Linked DNA regions of Homo sapiens: region 1 is linked to region 2. A link is a contact called in ENCODE Hi-C or POLR2A ChIA-PET data. All regions are on one chromosome and are shown on one strand. The core of a region is the stretch at or near the end of the contact, and the rest is flanking DNA. Distances in the headings are between cores, read along the strand shown. Region 1 overlaps HLF (HLF transcription factor, PAR bZIP family member). Region 2 has its middle 27 kb from the start of HLF.

Region 1 (2,700 bases), core at 201-2,700, 47 kb after region 2:
ACTTACTGTGTGCTCCCTGGGATCCAGGTAACTGTGTGACAAGGACTTGATCCAAGAGTGTGTTGGGCAATAGGGTGAAGTGGGCTCCAGGTTAAACATTGGCTATAGGGATTTACAAAAGAGTTCACTGAGAGTGGGCCTGACTTCCTCTGCTACTGCTGTTTCCTGTTGTTTCCAGTAACTGCACTTGAGCTCTGCATACGGTTAACTTTCAATTATCCTGAGGCTGATTAACTGGTTTGCAGATTAACCAAGGTGAAGGCTCACCTGGGCCTGGGAGTCGCTCATCAACTCAGCTGCTCCATAATTAGCTGGTGATGGCTGATTGCCTGCCCCATGGTTGGGAAGCCTGGGCACTGGGCGACTGCAGGGGAGGGGGACCAAGGGATGACTTCTTCCAGGACCTTCTACTCTCTCCAACCAGAGGTGCCCTCTAGCCCTGTAAACTTCTGCATTCTCCAGCACAGTTCCTGAGAGGTTCAGAAGTTACCTGGGTCCTGGTGCTCTGCTCCTGCTACCTTTCAGCTCCTGCCCCCAACACCCTGTTCAAATTGGGAACAAGTTGACCACAGGGCACAGTGAATTTGAAAGTCCGGAGATTAAGTCATATGTTGAAAGAGGGCCCAGTGAGCAGGGGCCACTAATCCCCTTTCTTCCTCAACCTAGGAACCTCCTCCCTTCCCAAGATATAGATATATATAGATTGAGACCCTGAGCAATGGATCTCTTTTGAGGCCAGTGGAGACCAAGACCACTGAAGCAAGGAGTCAGGGACTGCCCACAACAGCAAAGCTCCCCAGAGTCCAGGCCACCCCATGGTGATTGTTTGGGTTCCCTGTGATTGCCTCCCATGGCTGCCCTCGTTCATAGAGAGTTGACTGCATTTGCCTGGGTCCCTGTGGGGTGAGAGTATGGAAGTATGTGTATTAGTCACACCTTACACCAGACCAGAAGATATACAGTTTAACCTAGGAGTCAAGCTCCTGCTATATTTGGAATGGTCTCAGTTTTGAGACGTGGTACCTTGGATCCCAGGTATATCCAAAGTCTTGAGAGTGTCCATTGAGGACTTTGGTCTGTAGCCACCAAGAAAGAGTAAACATTTGTGCAGGATCATGTTTGATGGGATTCCATGGATTGTTTTCATTTCTTAAGCAGCATTCCCCTGAGCCTTTGACATGTCTTTCCATCTCTGGCTGTGTTCTCACTTGCATTTGCCAGGCCTGCAATGCCTCTGCCTTGATACAACACAGTGTGCCAGCAGCTGCAGTCCCTTTTCAGCCAGGGCCATGGGTTTCCTTGGGTCCTTCTCTCTGGCTCACGTTTTCCAGGGCTGTTGGTGTGTACAGTCTAGAGATCACATTTTATTAACACAAAGAAATCTGCTTGGGCTGCCTGGCTCTTGCAGTCACGTGGAGAGAAATGTGTTCCTTTGGTCCTTCAGCCTGCAGCACTCTGTGCAAAATACAGCAGAGAGCTGGGCACTGGGCCAAGCTTACATTTCACTTCGGAACACACTTTCGCATCACTCCTTGGCAGAACATCCACGGTGGTGTCTATTTGGGGAGTAAGTTAGAGAAGTGTTGTTTGCCTCTTATGAGTGTCGAGAGATAGGACCTTTAGAAAATGTTTTACTTTTGCGCCTGTCTTCATCTTCTTCGCGGTGCCCAGGTACTGAGGTGATCCAGCTAAATGTGGCAGTGATGCCTGAGAGAAGCCCCTTCCTTCCTCGGGCCACCCTTTTCTCTTGCAAAATCAGTAAACAGAGCCAGGACTGCCTGGGACAGGGAAACTTAGGCCAAGGTAATAACATCAAAACCAAAGTCCTGGAACTCTTGAGTAAGCTAGTTACCCTCCCAGATAAAACAACTTTGTTGTCCAAATCTTCTTTCCAAAGATCTAAGACCTTTCTAATGTTGGTCCAAGGCCAGCCATGGAAGGAAGGAACTTCAGCAAGCCGCCTGGAATGGCAAACACTGTTAAAATAAACAAATGGACCTTTGCCATTTGGTTTTCCCTGACTTGTCTATTTTTATTTCTTTTCTCCCCCCACCCTTGTACTTTACCTCTCGATAGTACCCCCCTTTCTCCACCCCTACTCCCATTCTCATCTCACTTTTCTCAGGGGCCAAGCTGGCTGTTTTGCCTTCAGTAAAACAAATATCTAATTTCAAAAAGAGGAATTAGGAGAAAGAGGTGGTATAATTCATTTCTTGGGGTAATCTCGCTTCCCTCAGCTCCTCTATTGTCTGTTCTTGTAGGTGGCCACCTGAAGCTTGACTTGCTTTTGAAAATAAAGTTGGTTTTGGAATTTTAAACCTTCCTTAGGAAAGACTTGAATGGTTAGAAAACAAAGATTTATTGGAATAATAATGACGTTTCTTTTCTCAATGAAATAGACCCCTCTCATAACAAACGGTTGAAAATAAACTCTTTTTCCCCATCACACCAAGCCATAAATTCCATAAGGATTTCCCAGCGCCAAGCCTTATTCAGAGTCTTATATTTACTGCTTTGGAATGTTACTTTTGCCATCAGTATCATCCAGCCAAGCAACAACCAATCAAGACTTACAGAAACTTTTCCAGCTAGATGCATGTGCCAGGCTGCTTCTTCCTTCCATGATGGAAGGCCTCCCTTGTCATAGAGGATGCCCAAAATCTCAGGGACTGGGATACAGCCTCCTGCCAGTCTGTGGGT
Region 2 (2,899 bases), core at 392-2,891:
TATCCCCAAGGCTGGAGTGCAGTTGGGATCTCAGCTCACTGCAACCTCCGCCTCCCAGGCTCAAGTGATTTTCGTGCCTCAGCCTCCTGAGTAGCCGGGACTGCAGGCGTGAGCCACCACGCCTGGCTAATTTTTGTATTTTTTAGTAGAGACGGAGTTACACCATGTTGCCCAGGCTGGTCTCGAACTCCTGAGCTCAGGCAGTCTGCCCGCCTCAGGCTCCCTAAGTGCTAGGATTACAGGCGTGAGCAACCGCTCCCGGCCTCCCAAAGCTTTAGATGAAGCTGACACTATGGAAACCTTGGCAGAAGATTAGAAAGAAACAAGTTCCTGATGGCATTGTTTAGCAGGCAAATCGATGTATCCCTGAAATCCAACATCCAATCTGAAGTTAAATGAGCTTTACCGTTCAAGCCACTTAGAGTTGGACTTTTAGTTAACTTGCAACCGAATATAACCGGCACATATGTACTAACCACAGTGATAATAATATCTGCACTACAAACTCACAATCGGGAGAGTAAAAGCTAATCACATATGTGAAACTGCTGTGTCAGCTTTATTATGCAAGTATTTGTTGCTGAGAGCCTCTTGGTTAAGATACTTTCCCTCAAGAGACAGAACTTGAAAAGAATCTTAAAGATGTGGAGGGCTTCGGTTGTTCATATCGGGATTTTAAAAAACGTCTCAACTGTGTATCAGAAAGCTTAAGACATTAAGATTCAAGCTGAACAGAACAGGAAATGCGGCAGATACTGTACATGACAAACTTTCTAGGAGGAAATGATTTACATAAAAGCTGGTGCCCAGCACAGGGTAAGTGCTAAATAACTGTTTTTAAATGTTATTTGGAAAAAAAAAAAAAAAGATTAATCATCCATGGTACAAAATTTAAAAGTTACATAAGTATGGAGTCTCGCGTCTTCCCTGACCCCCACCCCCAGTCATCCAATATATTTTTCCAGAACTAGTCTGATCATAACATATATACATATATAATTTTTTTCCTCACAAATGTCAGCATCCCAGACACTGTTCTGCATCATTTTTTTTTACAAATCACATAATGTATCTTGAAGGTCTTTCCATATCAGTGTCTAGAGAGCAGAGTCTATTTGTTTTTAAGAGCTGCAGACAACTTCAAGTGTGGCCCAACCATAATTTACGTTTCTATGAATTTAACCGGTGTTATCGTTGGACATTTTGACTGTTTCTGGCCGTTTGTGATGTCCAACAATGATGTAATGATTATCCTTGCAGGGACTTCACTTCGCAGGAGCAGAAGCCCATTTGCAGGATAAATTCTGAGTTGCGGAACTAGTGATTTACAGGGCAGAGGTGCAGTCTTTGTCTTAATTTCTGAATTCACGAATGTTGAATGTGATGAATTCGTGGGAAGCCCCGCAGGGAGCCTAAGCAGCTCTCCAGAGGCTGTGGTTGTCACGGATGATGATTGCGGGACCCGCAGACTGAGTCTCCAAGCGCTCCGCCCCGCCGCGCCCCTCTCCGCGGGTCCCACCGCGGACCCGCCCCTGCGCGCCCCGGGCCAGGAGCCCCTAGCTGCAGGACCAGGCACGTGCGATTCCACGTGAGCCTCCCGGCCGGAGCGCAGATGGGAAGTGCGCATGCGCCTACCGCCTGGAAAGTAGGTCAGACTCCTCCTCTCACGTGACCTGCTCCCCTTAGCTACCCTCGGCGCCTCCCCGCCGGGGCGCAGCCGGGATGCGCTCGGCAGCCAACGTGACGGGGCTGGGCGCGGGCGGCTCCGCGAGCGCCCAGCGCCCGCGAGGATTTGCCGGTTCTCCTCACACCCGAGCGCTCCGCTCAGAAGTCGGGCGGGCAAAAGGGAGCGCCTCGGGAAGTATCTGGGAGCCGGGCTGGAAATGAATGGGGCCCGGAAGCGAGCTCAAATCGCTGACACCTGGCACCGGGCTGCGTCCACTTTCATGCTTCCTAAGGCAGTTCTGCCTGCAAGAAGGGAACGCGCATCGCCTTTCAGTAGATCACACCGATCGTTTGCACGTTTGCATTCTCAATTTCTGCACTATATAGGGCAACTCAGACATGAAAACAATCTTTGTAAGAAGAAGTGGAATGCTAATGGTTCCTGGAGTTTTGCAGGAATATTCCACCGGCCCCATTTCTAATCTCCCACTCACTCCCTCCCCAAAGACACTCCTACTAGAAAGCTTATCGGTAGATTTCTCACCTTCCACAAGAGACTTCAGGGGCGCTGCTGCTGCTGCTGCTGCTGCTGCTGCTGCTGGAGGCTGGAGGGGGTTGGGAGCAGGGAACGAAGGCAGGTCTGAATTAGCTGAAGCTAAATTCTATATATCAGAAATAATTTTATTTATTGCCCCATTGCTTTCTGATTTTTAACTTGTTGCACAAATGACAGACTCTGCCTCAGTGAGTTGCAATCCAGTGGAGGGCACTAACAGGCAAAATCATGGGTTACAATGCAGTGGGCTATACATGTTTTAATAGAGGTGTGCCCAGGTGTTATATAAGCACAGTGGTGGGTACCCTGAGTCTTGAAGACTAAGTGGGAGTTAGCTGGCAGAGAAATAAGGCAGAGGGGGTGGAAAGTGTTCCAAACAAAGGGAATAACTAATAGTTACATAATATTTTCCTCTAAGAAGTTTTTACTATAATTGTCTTAGTCATGCATATGGTTAGAATATGTATTGTTTACATTTATATTATTCTAAGACAGTCTTGAATGAACATTGTTGTGCATGAGGCTTCCCCCCTCCACTTTTAATAACCCCTAGGAGTGGGATTGCTATATAAAAGACACAAATATTTTGTAACTTTTGATAAAGTATTGCCAAATTATTTTCAAAAATATGTTGTACTCATTTGTACCAATATTTAGCCTTCAGTCAGTAAATTGCCC

The links. A loop is a pair of places that touch in the nucleus more often than their neighbours do. ChIA-PET counts read pairs that join two places held with the same protein, here RNA polymerase II (POLR2A). Pooled maps may share reads with other maps.
Region 1: a loop to region 2 is called in a map of gastrocnemius medialis, with 4 times the contacts of the local background. The contact joins two enhancer-like sites. A Hi-C loop is called at or near these places in 41 of 168 maps with a recorded cell type or tissue (CD4-positive, alpha-beta memory T cell, Caco-2, Calu3 and 26 more), 1 of 37 single-sample maps with no recorded cell type and 34 of 50 pooled maps. POLR2A ChIA-PET finds 5 or more read pairs at or near these places in 5 of 52 experiments (CD4-positive, alpha-beta memory T cell, Caco-2, HepG2 and 2 more).

The regions. Positions count from the first base shown.
Region 1 is chr17:55,284,246-55,286,945 of GRCh38, forward strand. The region is part of intron 2 of HLF (HLF transcription factor, PAR bZIP family member); the gene reads left to right. Among named protein-coding and RNA genes, the nearest start is that of HLF, 21 kb to the left of the region's middle. RefSeq lists an enhancer at 1-2,293. Within about 2 kb of position 1,451, at least 24 of the 41 ENCODE cell types and tissues checked have a DNase peak (open chromatin) inside an H3K27ac peak, as active enhancers do; they include ascending aorta, dorsolateral prefrontal cortex, gastrocnemius medialis and 8 more, where a contact is called at or near this core.
Region 2 is chr17:55,236,815-55,239,713 of GRCh38, forward strand. No RefSeq gene overlaps it. Among named protein-coding and RNA genes, the nearest start is that of HLF, 27 kb to the right of the region's middle. RefSeq lists a silencer at 1,389-1,858. Within about 2 kb of position 1,642, at least 27 of the 41 ENCODE cell types and tissues checked have a DNase peak (open chromatin) inside an H3K27ac peak, as active enhancers do; they include ascending aorta, dorsolateral prefrontal cortex, gastrocnemius medialis and 8 more, where a contact is called at or near this core.